Linked DNA regions of Homo sapiens: region 2 is linked to region 1. The links are chromatin loops, found by intact Hi-C in ENCODE. Cell type or tissue: PC-3. All regions are shown on one strand.

Region 1 (8,000 bases):
CCATAAAGGTCCTTATGACCCCTGATCTAGAGGCTGAATTAGGACGTTATGTTTGGGGGCAATCAGACCACTTTGACTCCTTTGGGGATGAACTCATGGGATTTGGGGAGGCCAAGAGCATTATCCAATATCAAAAGAACTTTAAAAGGCAGCCCTTACTGGCAAGGTACTTCCTGACTTCAGGGACAAAGCATTGATGCAATCGATTCAGAAAAAGGTTTCTCATTGTCCAGGCCTTCTTGCTGTGCAACCAAAAGACCAGCAGCTGGTGTTTATTTTTCCCTTCAAGGCTCAAACGTTAACAGCTTTATAGATAAGTGTAGTCCTTATCATAAACCCAACTGCATCTGCACAAACAATAAAGTTAACCTATTCCTTCCTGCCTTAAACCTTGGTACTCACTTCCCTTCCTTACTAATAAGTGTTCTTTGTGGCATTTTTCCCCCCAGAATAGGGCACTTTTGTCTGCATTAGAAGCCTGTTCAGGCAGCTATCCTTTATCCTTAATGATTTTCTCAATCGTGTCTGGGAACTCTTGTCTGTTGCCTCTTGGTCGGCAGAAGCTGCTTCTCCTGTTATCTTGACATTTTTAAAGCCATGCCTCTTTCTAAAATTATCAAACCATCCTTTGCTGGCATTAAATTCTCTATCTTTAGATCTTTCACCTTCCTTTACTTTGTCACATAACTTTGCTTTTTCTCGAATCACATTAGATTCTATAGGTATGTCTTTCTTATAGCAATCTTAACACCCACATAAAAGCTCCATTTTTAATAGGAGATTATAAGGTATTTCAAAAAATGTACAAGGTTTTTGTGTCTGCTGGCATAGCCACAGTAATGGCTTCAGGAATTTTCTTTTTGACTTTTTGCAATAATTGTTATGCTAGATTCATTTATCTTGAAATAGCATCAACTGCAGCTGCAGCCCTCAATCTGTGGTACATATCAAGAAATCCAGCTTTTTCTTGTAACGTCATAACTTTTATCTGCTTCTTGTGAGCACCTCCAGCATCATTAGTGGCACTTTGTGTGGGTCCCACGATGTGACTTAAGGTTTACAAGGTTGCACTAAACATGATGAAAAATACACAAGAACTGTAACAGGTCACACTTTACTGTGATATGCAACTTACTGGAGATGATTAGCCACACAGTATTTTAAGCAGATACTTGCAACACTTGAGCCCACTGCAATAGCAACAGGAGGGAGCTACGAAATTATTACAGTTCTGAAGTATGTACTATGGTTAATTTTATGCAGTTGTGATTTAATGCTGCATCTTTACGTTTGTTTACATTTCTCTGGACTTGGAATGGTGCCTTGTACAGTCTGTAAGTTTGTATGCATAAGTTTTGATAAATTTCAACTTTTTATAATAGACTAAATTGTATGTACTTTATGGTAGCAAATGATAAAATATTCTCGTATCCACATATATTCTATGCATTCATCACATACTTAAGTTTTTCTTAATTTTTTTTCAATATTTCTAGGCTATACAGCTCATCTGCAAGGTTTTTCAAATCATTGCAAATCTCCAAAAACTTTCCAATATATTTATTGAAAAATATCCATGTATAAATGGACTCAAGACAGTTCAAATCCCTTTTGTTCAAGGTTCAACTGAACTACTATTAATCCCTACCACATGTTGAGTATTTATCATGTGTCAGACACGGTACTATTCATTTTATACACATTATCCTATTTACCATTGTTTGTATCTTCATTTTAATAAAAAAGATCCCAAAATTAATTTAATGAGGTTATAAAGCTTGAAAGTCATATGGCTAGTAAGTTGTAGAAGTAAGGCTCAAAAGCAGGTTTTTCTGACTCCAAAACCACCCTGACATACTTCCTTCCCTGCCAAAAATATGCATTTCCAAGTATATTATTTACAAGTTTGAGAAATACTGGACTAGGTAATAGAAACCACAACGGCAGAGAGCCCCAAGGAAATAATATTTCTAAATAGCCTTGGAGGACTCTGGATTAAAGACAGAAAGGTGAAAACACCCTTTGAAGGAAAAAAAGAAAGTGCTTTTCAAAAAAAAAGTCATAGCCAGCCAGTTATCTTTTGTTAATTGTATCAAGACAATTATTAATTATTCCACTTTAGAGATACCCAGTTGTAAAAGTTGCCTCCAAAAGCAAGAACAGAGATTGGGTTTGCAGGAAATGAAAAAGAAAGGCTTCAAACTGCAGCAGGATGCCCCATTGCAGTCAGCCTCATCTGCTGCTTACAGCCTGGGCCTCAGCATGTTCAGCAAACTTAGGGAACTGGAGCTGTGCATTCTAGTCAGAAGACGGGAGCAAAAGTTGTGCAGATTTTTCAAAGCATATTGTAGATTGCTGGAGTGGTCGGTGGGTTTCCAAAATGCCACTCATATCCAAATCTCTCTAGTACTGCTAAATTTAGGGTCCATAATAAATAATGGATAATCAACTTTGAAATTTATTGAGACACAATTTGAATTGGGGGAAATTACTGTGAATTTAGCAAGAATGCCCTAGGAATAAGAACACAACAGGAACCAAATAGCCCAGACTATGAAAAATAAATATGGTCTTGTGAGGTGATTGGGACCCCATTTTTCAAGGCTGCAAATAGCAAAAAGAGAATGAGAAGGAAAAATAAGGGTTTTCCAAACATTATAAAATGTAGAGCTTCTTGGTTTATAGTGAAATGGACTTGACTCCGGTAGGAAAACCAAGGACCTTGGTTATCATGTTGCTTAGACATTTTGGATGATGTTACACTCAGCATGCATCCTACTAATATTTGGAGCTATATTTCCTTTTTCTAATTCTTAATATTTAATCATTTTTCAAACAGAAAAACATAGCCTGTATTCCTACTGAATTTACCAGGGAGAAATTCTTTTAAAGACACAGTAGTTTATTGGTAGAATTTGTTGGATATCCTGCATTCACCTTCAAAATGGTGCTTATATGTGCACATCTCATGTGTCATTAATCGATTTTAATACTCCATGACTAACAAGTTCTTCTAGAAACCATGTTTCTGTACTGCTGGGAAACAATCTTCGAAAAAATAAAGCTGAACCAGAAATAGAAAGGGTTAGTCTTCTATTTTTTCACACATAGAAAGCATGGGTGCAATTCTGTTTTAATAGCAGAATAAATGGTATAGTGATAATGTTTCACGCTAATAAATTAAATTGGGGTCGCCAATGTAAAATAGAAATGTTTCTGATAGTTATGGCCTGGAAAACGAAATCTGAAAAGAAGTACAATTGCTCCGGAAAATGTTTCTTTGTATTTAAAAAAGGAGACTATCATTTTAACATTTCTCTTAACTTTGCTAAAAATAATAACCGTGACAGAATCCTTTTAGCCCTGCTAACAGGGATGCCAAACGGAAAAAAATAACTAAAGAACCACAGTGACCTCTAGTGGAAAGAAGCAGAATAGGTCTTCATTCACAGCAAGTAGTTAACCATGCAGAGAATGATTTTGCCCATAAAAACATTCTTTCTACAAATAAAATGGAAAGAAAATAATAGTTATTCTAGCCCCAAAAAAGAATTCATATTTATGCTTGGACCTGATTTTTTAGTTGCTAGCAGTTTCAGAGTTGTTTTAAACTATAGAATATGTGGTTGTAATCATGCTATATGCATACTTTTACATGCTCCAATTTAATTTTAACATGACAACACAAGTATTACCCTATGGTATTAAAAAAAAATCTTCCCAAGCACCTTTTTTGATGAGCCACAGTTTACTTAATCTTTCTTTTTTCTAAAAAAAACTTTAAAAGAAACAAACATTTTGCAAAGGAATCCAAATAGAATTAACAAAGCATTGCATAGTAAGGAAGGTTCTAGGGCAACTTACTAAACTCATTGAGATGATTTGTAATCCAAATATCGATTATTAAATGAGCATCTACTACATTCGATTTGCTGATATTAAAAGGACACCATGAAGGACCCAACAAAAAAGGTGATGCTGACAAAAGAAGTGATGCTGGAGGGATATGATCGAGATGATTGAAAGGCACATGCATATGAACAACACGAGGCAGTGCACTGCAATGGGTACCAAATGCCATGACTGACTAAGGAGATGAGAAAGGGGAAAGCATCCCAGCCCTCCAGAAAAGCAACTAGTGAAGCCGTCAAAGGATTGGAGAGTTGAAGAGGAGAAGGAAGATATATACAAGATAGAAGGAATAATAAGCAAAATTACAGAAGCAGGAATTCACAGGGTTTTCTCTAAAGGATGGAGAGTAGATTGTTCCAGCAGAGGACTTGGGAGAGCACACTTCTTGTAACACGAAGGGGGTGAAAAGAACAGGTGCAGAGCATCATCCCCCTCCCAGTCATGGTGCCAGGAGGTTCATGTGCTTTGTTTCAGTTACTCAGCCCAGCCTTGCAATTGCAGTAATGTCACTGATGCCATTTTAAGATGAGAAACCTGAGAGGCTCAAAGGAGGTAAATATTGGCCAGTAAGTGGAAAAGACAAGATTTGAACCTGATCAGTTGTCCTGCGTGGACTGCATTTTCTTAAGTGAGAAAATCTTATCCCTTACCATCATGTTTAATCTATTCCCTTACTTAGAAAAAGAAAACCCTTTTATTAAAGAGAGTGCGATACTGCACTTCAATCAAGACTCTGTCTTAACGATCACAAATATAGGATATTGGCCTCTGAATTAATTACAATCGCAATTAATGGCTTTAAATTCTTTCAGACTCCTCAACCCACAATTTCCTCATGTATGTGAAACTCATGTAGCTGGAAACTATGATACCAAGAATAAAGCTTCTGAACTAGCCTTGATAAAATTGCAGTGAGCCTGGGTGATGGGATCAATCACACCCCAAACCTCAGCATCATGCAATACGCCATGTAACAAATCTGCACCTGCACCCCCTGAATCTGAAATACAAGTTGAAAGTATAAAAAATGAAATAAAATAAAATTGCAGTGAGGTTGACTCCTCTCTTTCCCTTTCAATGCAGAGGAATGAAAGAGGTGGAGTCAGAACAAGAGCAGCAACGAGGCCCCTTGGAGTGGCCTTGGTTTTGTCCGGACTGCTCTCAGGCAGTCCCATGTGCCCACAGTGTTCCTATACAGAGCACACTCACATTTACAGCACCCCTACAAATTGCCTTATGCCCTTCGCATATGTTTATGTGATGCTCATATCCAGCCACCCAGAGTCACAGAGCACAGGAAAGCTGTGCCCACGCAGTTCAGGTGCCGAGTCCTCATATTCAAGTACAGTCCAACAACCACAACGTGGGTTCAGACTCACTCAAGTTCTTTACTTGCATTTCTCAAATATTCTGAAGGAAGTATGTAGGTCACAGCAATACTCTTTTAAAATTCCTTCTTCATCTCTCCTCTTCTTCCCTCACCAACCACAACTACTTTGGCACCTCTACTATTTCAACACGTCCCCCCCCAAAAACTTCCAAATTAAAAACTCCTGCTCTAAAAGATACTGTTAAGAAAACAAAAATACAAGCAATAGGCTAGGAGAAACATGCCTGCTGGGAGATATATTTGCAAAACACAAATCTAATAAAGGGCTTGTATTTAAAATATACAGATAACTCTTTAAAATTCAACAATAAGAAGACAAACAACCCCATTAAAGAGTGGGCAGGATCTGAACAGACGTCTCACAAAAGAAGATATATGGATGGCAAATAAGCACATTTCACATCAGGGAAATGTGAATTAAAACAACAATGAGATACCACTACATACCTATAGGAATGACTAAGACCCAAAACATCGACAACACCAAATGCTGGTGAGGATGTGAGGAAGTGGAGCACTGGGAACCTTCATCCATTGCCAGTGAGAATGCAAAATGGTACAGCTACTTTGGGAGACAATTTGTCAGTTTTGTACAAAACTAAATATATTCTTAACATACTATCCAGCATTGTATTTCTTGGTACTTACCCAAATAAGCTGAAAATTTGCATCCACAAAAAACTGCATACCGATCTCAATAGCAGTTTATTCATAATTGCCAAAATCAGAAGCAAACAAGTTGACCTTCAGTAGGTAAATGGATAAACAAAATGTGGTACATTCATAAAACTGAATATTATTCAGTCATAAAAAGAAAGGAGTTATCAAGCCACAAAAAGACACAGATGAAACCCAAATTCATATTGCTAAGTAAAAGAAACCAGTCTGAAACTGTATGATTCCAGCTATCTGGCATTCTGGAACAAGCAAAGCTATAGAGGTAGTAAAAGAATCAGTGATTCGCGGTTGCCAGGGGTTGGTAGGTGAGGGGTGGAAGAACAAATTGTATAGAGAGAGTACAAAGGATTTTTAGGACAATTAAACTATTCTATGTGATACTAAAGTGGTAAAAACATATCATTAGGCATCTGGCAAAAGCCATAGAATTTTGTAACATAAACAGTGAACTCTAATGTAAACTATGGATTTTAGTTTAATAATAATCTATCAATATTGGCTCATCAATTGTAGCAAATGTAGCACACCAATGCAATACGTTAACAAGAGGGAAATTGCAGGGAGGGGACACAGTATGTAGGAACTCCCTGTTCTTTCTATCTTTTTTCTGTAAACCTATAATCGCTCTACAAAGTCTATAAATGTTTTAAAAAGTTCTTTTCCTCTCCACTTAGAAGTGGTCACTAGAGCCAGCTGTTGTGGGTGCCAGAGGACTGGCAGAGATGTGTCATCCTCCTCATTGCAGTTCTCATGAGAATCTGCCCACATGCTCTTTGACACACTGTCTCTCCTCTTTGCCATTATTTTGTTTACTGGAGGTTAATTTTCATCTTGTTCCACATGGGCTTCTTCTTAAGCCCATGTCACCATCACACTGTGGTTTGTGTGATGCCACATGGCCTTAGAAGACGCCCAGAACAAGATGGTGCACCCATCACCAAGTGGGCTTCACCACGGAGAAACAGCTCACTGGGAGGTAGACATTGCTCCATGGGAAAGTAGTGGTGACATGGAGGAGACAGAACGCTCAGTACCTTCCCAGAGGGATGCCAAAAGGAGCTCCGAACTGATGTGAGCCTCAGGTGCCAGATCTAAAGAGGACCAGGGGCAAGGGTAGCCCACAGGGAAAATGACCTCGCTGCTCTGACTGGTTGTTCAGAGAAATCCTTCTTGGAACCTGTCCCTTCCTTTGATCTTTTGTGAAGCTTTCCTTAGAAAACCGAAACTCAGCGTCTAAGTCTCTTTCTTCAGATCTTCCTGAGTCTACTTCAGAAAGTTCTTTCAGGAAAGGCCTACTTTGGGAGTCCCCCAAAGCAGCCCCTATTAAAGCACTCTGTATTTTCTGAGACGAGATAAAACTTAAAAATAAATTATTTAACAAACTTCTTAAAGAAACCTGTGCAGAAGACTCTGGAGTAATTAAAGGAAGATATCAAACCCCAAACTGATACAAATCATCGGTCTCCCACAGTTGAGTTAAAAAATAACATCTTAGTTGGAGGAACTCACTTCTTCGTTTTGAGAGTTAAATATGCAAATAACTTCCTGCCTAGTTCCTTGTTTTCAAGGATTAAATTTTTCCTATGGCTCTGAACAACCTCACTTTTCTTGTCTGATAATTGTCAGTCTGCCAAATCACTCAGGAGGAAATGTTTACAATGCAGTGCATATGTTTTTAGTTTATCGCTTTGCCATCTGTTCATGGAAAACTCTCAGCACCAAAACATGCATACACATTGTCCTCTAGTCTTCCACTACCTAAGCAGTGAACACCAGCAGAAGTTTGCCAAAGATCTATTAGTGCAGATAACCTTTTCACTGAGATGCACAGAATATTGCCTAGACACACAGAATAAACTGGATTAGTTAGGTGCCAAGTCAATGGATACATTTCAAAGAGAAAACTATTTTCCTCATACAACCTCGATTAAAACAAAAAGGTAAAAATGTAGCCCTGGGATGTAAAAAGAAAAAGACATCTTTTCTCTAAGAACTATAGCCAAGGTGCCATTTAGAGCAA
Region 2 (8,000 bases), 190 kb before region 1:
TCCTACTGTTGAATATAGTTGAGTTTCCCAGGTGAGGGTTTGAAGTATTTGACTGCAGGCCGTATAAAAAGATATGTGTAAAGAAGGTGGTGATTGAGGAGAGAGGACATTCACCCAGTAGACTCTTCTTCAAAGCCCTAAAACTATAGGCCCACTCCCTGCATGACCAAGAATTAAGTAAAACTATTCCTTTCACAGGCATTAGAGCTCTAAATAATCCTTCATGAAGAAGCTGTGAGTGTTCCCCATAGTACTTGTGGCCGAGGCAGGAGGTCCTCAGAAAGGGATGGTCATGAATCCTAAACTAGTGTGGGGATTCAGGGAATGTGGGGCTAGGAATAGATGAAAAATGAATTCCTAAACAGATTTATAATTGGTTTTTGGTCACAGCAAGAGCCTTTCATGGCTCCTGTAGCTAAGAAAATACCCAAGAAAGAGAAACACAAAGAATTAATTCCCTATCCTCCATCCTCCCAAATGTTAACAATAAACACTCCTTTTGAGATTAAAAATATGGGCTGTGCCACACCCACGTTGCATTTATATTATTGGAGGACATTCCCTGCTGGCTTCATGCCAAGGAAAATGACTGCAAAACACACCTAAACTTTCAATTACAACCCAGGTGGTGATGATGAGGAGCTCTTGTAGGAGACAAAATGAGTGAGCTTTGCTCTGAAACATGCCTATAAAGATTGGGGCTGCTTATTGTCAAAGTAAATTTCTTCTAACAATGGGCCTTTATAAATGTATACGCCAGTTCTCTAGGAGTATAGTAGTACCTAGAGGCAGGGATGTGGATTACATTGGGAGCCCAAACATTTTGATGAGAAAAAAAGTTACATTATTTAAAGCTTTTGGACCTTTCAGGGAAAAGAAGTTGTATAATGATGCTAAAGACTCAGTCTGGAAAGAGAGAGGAAGGAAGCAAGAGAACCAGAGAGATGGACTGGGAGGTCAAAGCACTTAGAAAATGTGTTATATTATTAGATTCTTGATGGCAATGACCTTTGTTTATTCATCTACCTATGCCCTATAAAACTTATTACAATGTTCTACACATAGTAGAAACTTAGTCAACATTTGGTGAATGAGTAAATGAAGTTTAACAAATCAGGCATAACTATATAGTAGGTACCAATAGTAGGTACCAATGAATTAGGTCAGTAGTTTTCAGAATAAGCTGGAGAGCTTTTAAAAAAAGATGATGTCCCACCCACACCAATTAAATCTGGGATTTTGGGGTTTGGGACACAGATATACATATTTTTCAAAAGTTCTTTAGGTGATTCTGCTAAATAGAGAGTAGTGAAAACTACTAAATTGGGTGCTAGGCCAAGTTCCCTTCTAAGATCAAGATTCTGCGGCCTCTAAAACATTGTCAGGCTCCTTGGATAATATGCCAGTACCAGGTATAAAACTTCTTTGACTGTAGCCAGGATCAGCTATATAATTTGTGGGCTCAGTGCAAATAAAAATGCAAGACTCCTTATTCAAAAATTATTAAAAATTTAAAATTATTAAGAATTTCAAGATAGCAACAGCAGAGCACTAAATCAAGTGTAGGCTTCTTATAAGCATGGGTTTTGTATGACTGAACTGGACTCACACACAAAGCCAGCCCTGTCTATAGCATCCAGTCCTACGAAGTCACTACCTCGTAATCTCTATTTGCATCACTACTACAACTCTTTGTTCATGTATTATCAGAGAGATCACTCTTGGACACTCTTTCCTGCTCCATGAAATTTTAAGAAATAAAAGATATTGAAGATAATCTGGCAGATTTGATTCAATACACACCAATGTGTGTCCATTCTCACATCCCGGAAGCCATTTCAGTGCACTTACATCCAAGGAATGAATTTCTTTCAAGTTGCCTCTGTTACAGAATAAATAAGATAAATAACCTACTGATTTCGATTTCCCTGGACCTCATTTTCTTCATCTGTATATGAAGACACAATTGCTCGCTGCATCCTGTTGCTATGAGAATTGAGATGTGTGACACAGGTGTGTTTTTCCATGGTCCACCGTGGTTGCTGTGAACCAGTTTTAGGGCTAAATTTAGTATTTATTGATTTCTACAAAATGTAGCCAAAGCCACAGTTCATTAACAAAGAAATATATATTTTGCAGAAATTATATGGGGAGATGGGGGGAAAAATGATTTTATATTGTAGACCCACAGCAGAAACATCATCAAATTCCCATCAAGTATCTCTGTTGTTCCCTCAGAATTTCTCTCCTCTGGCAGCTACCCCGTCTCACATTGTTTTCTTCCCTAAATTAATCTCCCTAAAAATCTTCCTCACCCTTCTTTGATTATTTTGAAATATTGAGTTATCTCTTCAGTTTACAAATAAAATTCAGCAAAATAAAAGCTTGTTGGTCAACTGAGCCACGATCATCTACTCTGCCTCGAACATGTTCTGTGAGCATCTCACCCACCACACCCAATCCAAGAGGCATCTCGAAATATCACCTCCACCAGGAAGATAGTACAGATTTGGAAAAGTCTTCTGCCAGGAAAATAAGATTTCCTCCATATAACTATATAGGTAAAATAACTGGTTCACAGTAAATGTTAATTCCCTTCTTCCTCTCACCTTTTTCACTGTTTCTGTCTGAACACTTCCAGTTATGAGAGAATTTCACTCACAAGGTAAATTCATTCTATTTATCAACAACTCTACTTGTTGAAAATGCCTTCTTATGTTGACTCAAAATCCACTTCCCTATAACTTCTGTCTAATATATGCCATCCCCTCTAGGACAAGTTAGTACAAGCTTCATTCTTTCCCAAGATGACAGCTTCTTCCTTCCCAGGTTTCTCCCAGTTATTCACTGCTCTTCCTGTGACAGACTTCGCAAATTCTGGACTGTACTGGCTTCCTTCTATTGAATAGGCTCCAACTTTTCTTTATACCAAACTAAATACAATATCCTAATGTGGTCTTTGATGTAGTCTAAACTGCCAAAGGATAATTTCTTCTCTAGTTCTGGACACACTCTGATTTAATCAAAGCCTCTCAATTTTCTCAGCTCTTAGGGAAGCCCTCTCAGGAGGCTCTTTGGAATAGCATGAGGTAGAACTGAAGCAATGGTGTGAAGCCTTGTGACTTAATACTAATCATGCTGAAGGTGGCCACCAAAAATTTCACAAGTCAGGGATGGAAAGATGGGTAGAACTCAGAGCAAAGTCATCAGTAGCATTAATTGAAGTTTCAACATCCCAAGTGACAGGATCCTTACTCTAGTTGAACCCAGGGAATAAATATTACTCAGTAACAGCTTGTTTGCTCTTATGTCTTCAGTGATTCAACAAATCAAATACTTAGTGTCTCTCGGGCACTGTGTTGACATGGTCCCATTCTCAAGCAAGTTAGAGCCTAATGAGAAAAGTAAACAACTGTGGTAAAGGCAATAAAAGAATATAATAAAGTCTAATAAGAAACAGGATAAAAGGAGGGACATACTTTAATTGTGTATGATCAAAAAAGATGTTTTTGTGTAGATAATATTTAAGCTGACATCTGAAAGAAAAGGAAGATCTAGCCAGACATAGAGTAGATGAAGAGAGGTTATGGCAGCAAAGGGCATGCCAGGGGGTGGGGGTTAAAAATCTCAAGGGAGAAAATGTTGGTGTGTTTGAAGGAGCTGAAAGCATGTCAGTGTGACAAAAGCTTAGTGAATCACAGGGAGGAAGGCAGGAGATGGAGATGAAGATAGAAAGATGGGCAGGGACCAAATCACGCAAGCCCTGGAGAGCCACGGGTCAAAGACTGGGTGTTATGGAGTTCGTGCTACTAAAAGTGTTCAAAGAGCTTTAAGCAAGAGAGTAAAATGATCTGATTTAGGCTTTAAAAATATAATCCTGGCTGCTCTGTAGAGGATAAATTGGAGGAAGGCAAGAAAGGATGTTGGAGACCAGTTTGGAGGCTCTTGTACTTCAGGCGAAACTGATGGAGGATTGGATAGTAATGGTAAGTAAAAACACAGATGGAAAAGATGAGAAGATTTGAAATGTAGTCTGCTTATCACAATCTTAACTGAAGTTCAACTCATCCAATCCAGGTATCTAACATATACCTAAATATACCTAACAGTTCTTAAAATATGGCCCCCAGGCAGGCAGCCTTGGCATCACCTGGGAACTGTTCAGAAATGCCAATCTCAGGCTCCACTCCACACAATGATTCAGAAATTCTGGGGATGGATCCCAGAAATCTATGTTTTAACAAGCCCTCCAAGTGATTCTAATATGTACTAAAGTTTGAGAGACACTGACCCAGAGGAATTAATTAACTTGGGACTTTCTGAATACAACAAACATGCATGAAGAGTTACTAGGCCAATAGTATGTAATTAAAATACACTTGCTCTATTGTTAATAAAGCCTGGAATAATACAACAGACTTCAAATATTATTATAGTGCTCTGCAATCAAATTCTAGTTTCTACATTCTAGGAACTTAAATGAAAACTTAGCCATTAAGGTCAAGAGAATCCTCTTCTGGGCCTGCTGGAACATTTTTTGTCTTTACATAGTCCCAGTTAGGCTTCTACTCTTGTGTTTTCCACGATGTTTTGTATAAGGATGGTTGCATCTTTGTATCTGGTCTCAGGCTTTAATGTCTGCTTATAAATTTGTTGAAATATGTCATCTTTATTATTTGGATTCCATGGAGATTCCTCCTTCCAATATACTCGGAGAAATATTGGTTGTCTGCTTTTTTAATCATGGGAATAATCTTTTTGGTTTGCTTTGCTCCTCTCTGTCTCTTCCTAGAAAGAGAGAGAAGTTTGATTTATTGCACTTAGTAGAAAAAGTCACTACCTGATGGTATAAATTGAAAGTAGCTGTCTCCTGCATGCAGTACCGTGGCACTTCCTTTGCCATGCCATTAAACATGCCCCTTGGAAGCACTGGTTTAAAGACATCACTATGATTGCATTTCACAGCATTGTTGGGTATGCTACTTTGTAGTGATTAGTATAGATTATTGATAATTACATATTTATAGTCTTATTCAAAGAGTAGTCATTTGAATTTGGACCTGAGAAAGAAAAAGACATTGTCCTGTCTAGAAGCCAGGAGTCAGGATAAAGTGATCATGTTCCCAGAGTGTGGACACCATGGGGAAAAATATAAACAGAAAGATTTCCCAGTAAGAAACTCAGGTCTAGAATAGTGTCTGAAACACTAGTGGATCCTGGAAAATTTAATTGTTCATTCAGCTTTAACAAGGAATGAAGTTCTGATACAGGCTACAACACGGATATACCTTGGAAACATCATGCCAAGTGAAATAAGCCAGTTACAAAGAGATAAATATTGTATGATTCCACTAATATGAGGTATCCAGAGTGGGCAAAGTCATAGAGACAGAAAGCAGCATAAAGGTTACTAGGGTCTTGGAGGAGAGGGAAATGGGGAGTTATTGTTTAATGGGTTCTGAGTTTCCATTTGGAAAGATGAAACAGTTCTAGAACTGGATAATGGTGAAGGTTGCACAACATTTTGAGTGCTCTTAATGCCATAGAACTGTACACTTTAAAATGGTTAAAATGTTATGCATGTTTTGTCACAATAAAAAAAATAAAATTGTTTAAAGGCGGCACTGAATAAATACTTGTTTACTGATATCTCCACAGGGCTATTAAAATGATGAAACGATAATATTAAATGACTGCACATACTCATTGTCATATTCTTGCATATTCTGAGATTATTATACTTACCCTGTTCATTGTCAGAAAACCTCAGAGTTGAACATAAGACATCTGTATTTAGAAAGCAGGCTTTGTTAGCAATAGAGTTATACAAATGTGACCACAAATATTACTCATTAGGTCTTACAGCTCCTAGACCACATGCCTTCATCCTTGGTCTATCAAATATTCTAGACATCAGTGACTAAATACATATATTTTACAAATTTACTTTAGACCGTATGTTCATCTTAATCCATCAAGGAAATAAAAATTGTACCATGAATCCCTTCACTTTCTTTTTTTACACTAAACCCAAGAAGTCAGTAAAATGTAAAAGCTAAGCAGTTTCTAATTTCGGTTTACACATTTTCTGTAAACTGCAAAAATCCACCAGAGGAGGATTTTTATGTGTAATAAAAAACCTGCATAGCTTTCTCAGAAGGGGGTTTCATACCATACGATCCCTCACCAATCTAGAAAGAAAATGCAATTCCTGATCTGTAACTGCTAGCACACCCACCTGTCCCTTCTTCCCTAATGAGATGAAATTATAACGGGGAGAGCAATTTGCAAATATCCTCCCCTTGGCTGATTTATGCTTCTACATTGTGTGTCAAATCCTTTCTGAATCCTTTTTGTTGCATATATGAGAAGACATTTAGAAAAAGATTTTGGAATGCCTTTAATCTTCTAAATCAACAATAAAGAAAAAAATGAAATAAAGGTCAAGGTTTTGATATACTGCTTCTAAAGTACATCCCACACTGAGTAAAACACCATGAAATCATCTGTCAGAACTGACTTTCTTCCAGAGACTACATTCCAAGAGCGTGAAGAGAGCAAAGTGGCTATTGGATGGTTTCCTTAGATTCCAATGCACCTTAATCATATTCACAAGACTGTACGTTTTCATCACTGCAGGAGCTGGCAGAATTTTGTGACAATTCTGGGAAATGCTTTCAGATGGCCCCTTCTATGAATTATGAATGTTTCACAAAGCTCTATGGTAAATGGAATAGCCTTGTTCTCCACAAATGCAGGGGTGGATTAAGAGGTGGCCTTCCTTTGTTTCTTTGCCTTGAAATTTAATATTGTTTGCAAACAGAGAAATTAAATCTCGATGAAGGTAAGTAGGCTTTAATTAGTTGTAAACAATTATTTTGTCTTATGAAGAATTACATTTGTTTATTGTATTCATTAGAGATTGTATAAATACCACCATTTTCTTTCCAGACTGTGCTTAATGTGATATGAATAGATTTACAAATGACTGCTTTTAAAAAACAAAACAAAAAAAACAACTCAGTTCTCATTATTCATTCTTGTTGTTTTCTATAAAGTCACCACAAATGCTGAATAAGCAAATACTAAACCATTGCTCCTAGGGGAAGTACAGTGTTAGGTTCCTGCAAGCCTCTAGTCACACTTTTGTGAACCTTGTTTCATGTGTCTCTGTTTAAATACATCTTATTTAATATATAGTGTTGACTCATTAACATTGAACTCAGCCACCAGCACCATGACTCATGCCTGAATGAAATTTATTTAACACATGTATTTTCTCTGTAAGGCACATTACAGTCTTCTTCCACTGAGGAACAATAGACAACACTTCTGCACTACACTTGGGGACAATTTTAAACACTGAAATCACCGACAAGTAAGCACAAATGTGAAAAAATGGCACTCAATAGACTGAGAAAAGGACTCTTGTTTACAATATAAAAGATAAACAAGAAGACAGAGCATTGCCTTGCTTGACCTCAGCTGGGAACATGTGCTTCAGATGACTCAAATTCTTCCTGCTCTGCACATGTCCTTGAATGGCCATGAAAGCACTAATAGTGTTGATCTTGGGGTTATGAATAAATTTTAGCAAGTAGGAAAACTTACAAATACCAATTTCTCAAATAATGGGAATCAACTATATACATAGTCATCTGAGACATCTCTCTGCTCGAGACCATTTTTCACCTCAAAATAGTGGCCAGTTGTTAGGACAGAGTCAGGAAAGCCTGCTCAGTTACTGTGAGATCTCTGTTCCACTGTAGTCTTCATTCTATTTCTGCAGACTCCAAACAGTCTTATAATAAAAGTTACCTTCCTCATTTCCCTTTGTTTTATAGGTTCCCATGGGTGAATTTGGTGTTACAGCAAGATTTGAAACTGTCTGACCTGATAGGGGTGAAAAGAATCTGGCTGGACTGTCCACCTCTCACTGTGGGGGCAGCTCCTGGCTTAGAAGTTCTAGACCAGGTCCAAAGGCTGTTGACAGAGAACCC

Evidence for each region. Hi-C counts contacts between places; a loop is a spot of excess contacts. Peaks named below come from ENCODE experiments on the same cell type or tissue, not always from the same donor. Only the 100,000 strongest peaks of a DNase experiment are listed, where the experiment ranks them.
Region 2: a loop joins it to region 1, with 7 times the contacts of the local background. A loop is called at or near these places in 36 of 110 quality-filtered maps.

What each region holds. Positions count from the first base shown.
Region 1 is chr12:58,341,651-58,349,650 of GRCh38, reverse strand. No RefSeq gene overlaps it. Among named protein-coding and RNA genes, the nearest start is that of LINC02403, 260 kb to the right of the region's middle. In PC-3, a CTCF peak has its summit at 3,421 (motif pointing left); a DNase peak (open chromatin) is centred at 3,390; H3K27ac peaks cover 882 bases.
Region 2 is chr12:58,528,680-58,536,679 of GRCh38, reverse strand. No RefSeq gene overlaps it. Among named protein-coding and RNA genes, the nearest start is that of LINC02388, 250 kb to the left of the region's middle. In PC-3, no CTCF peak of the experiment used is centred here; DNase peaks (open chromatin) are centred at 3,339, 5,829, 6,559 and 7,219; H3K4me3 peaks cover 907 bases; H3K27ac peaks cover 5,740 bases.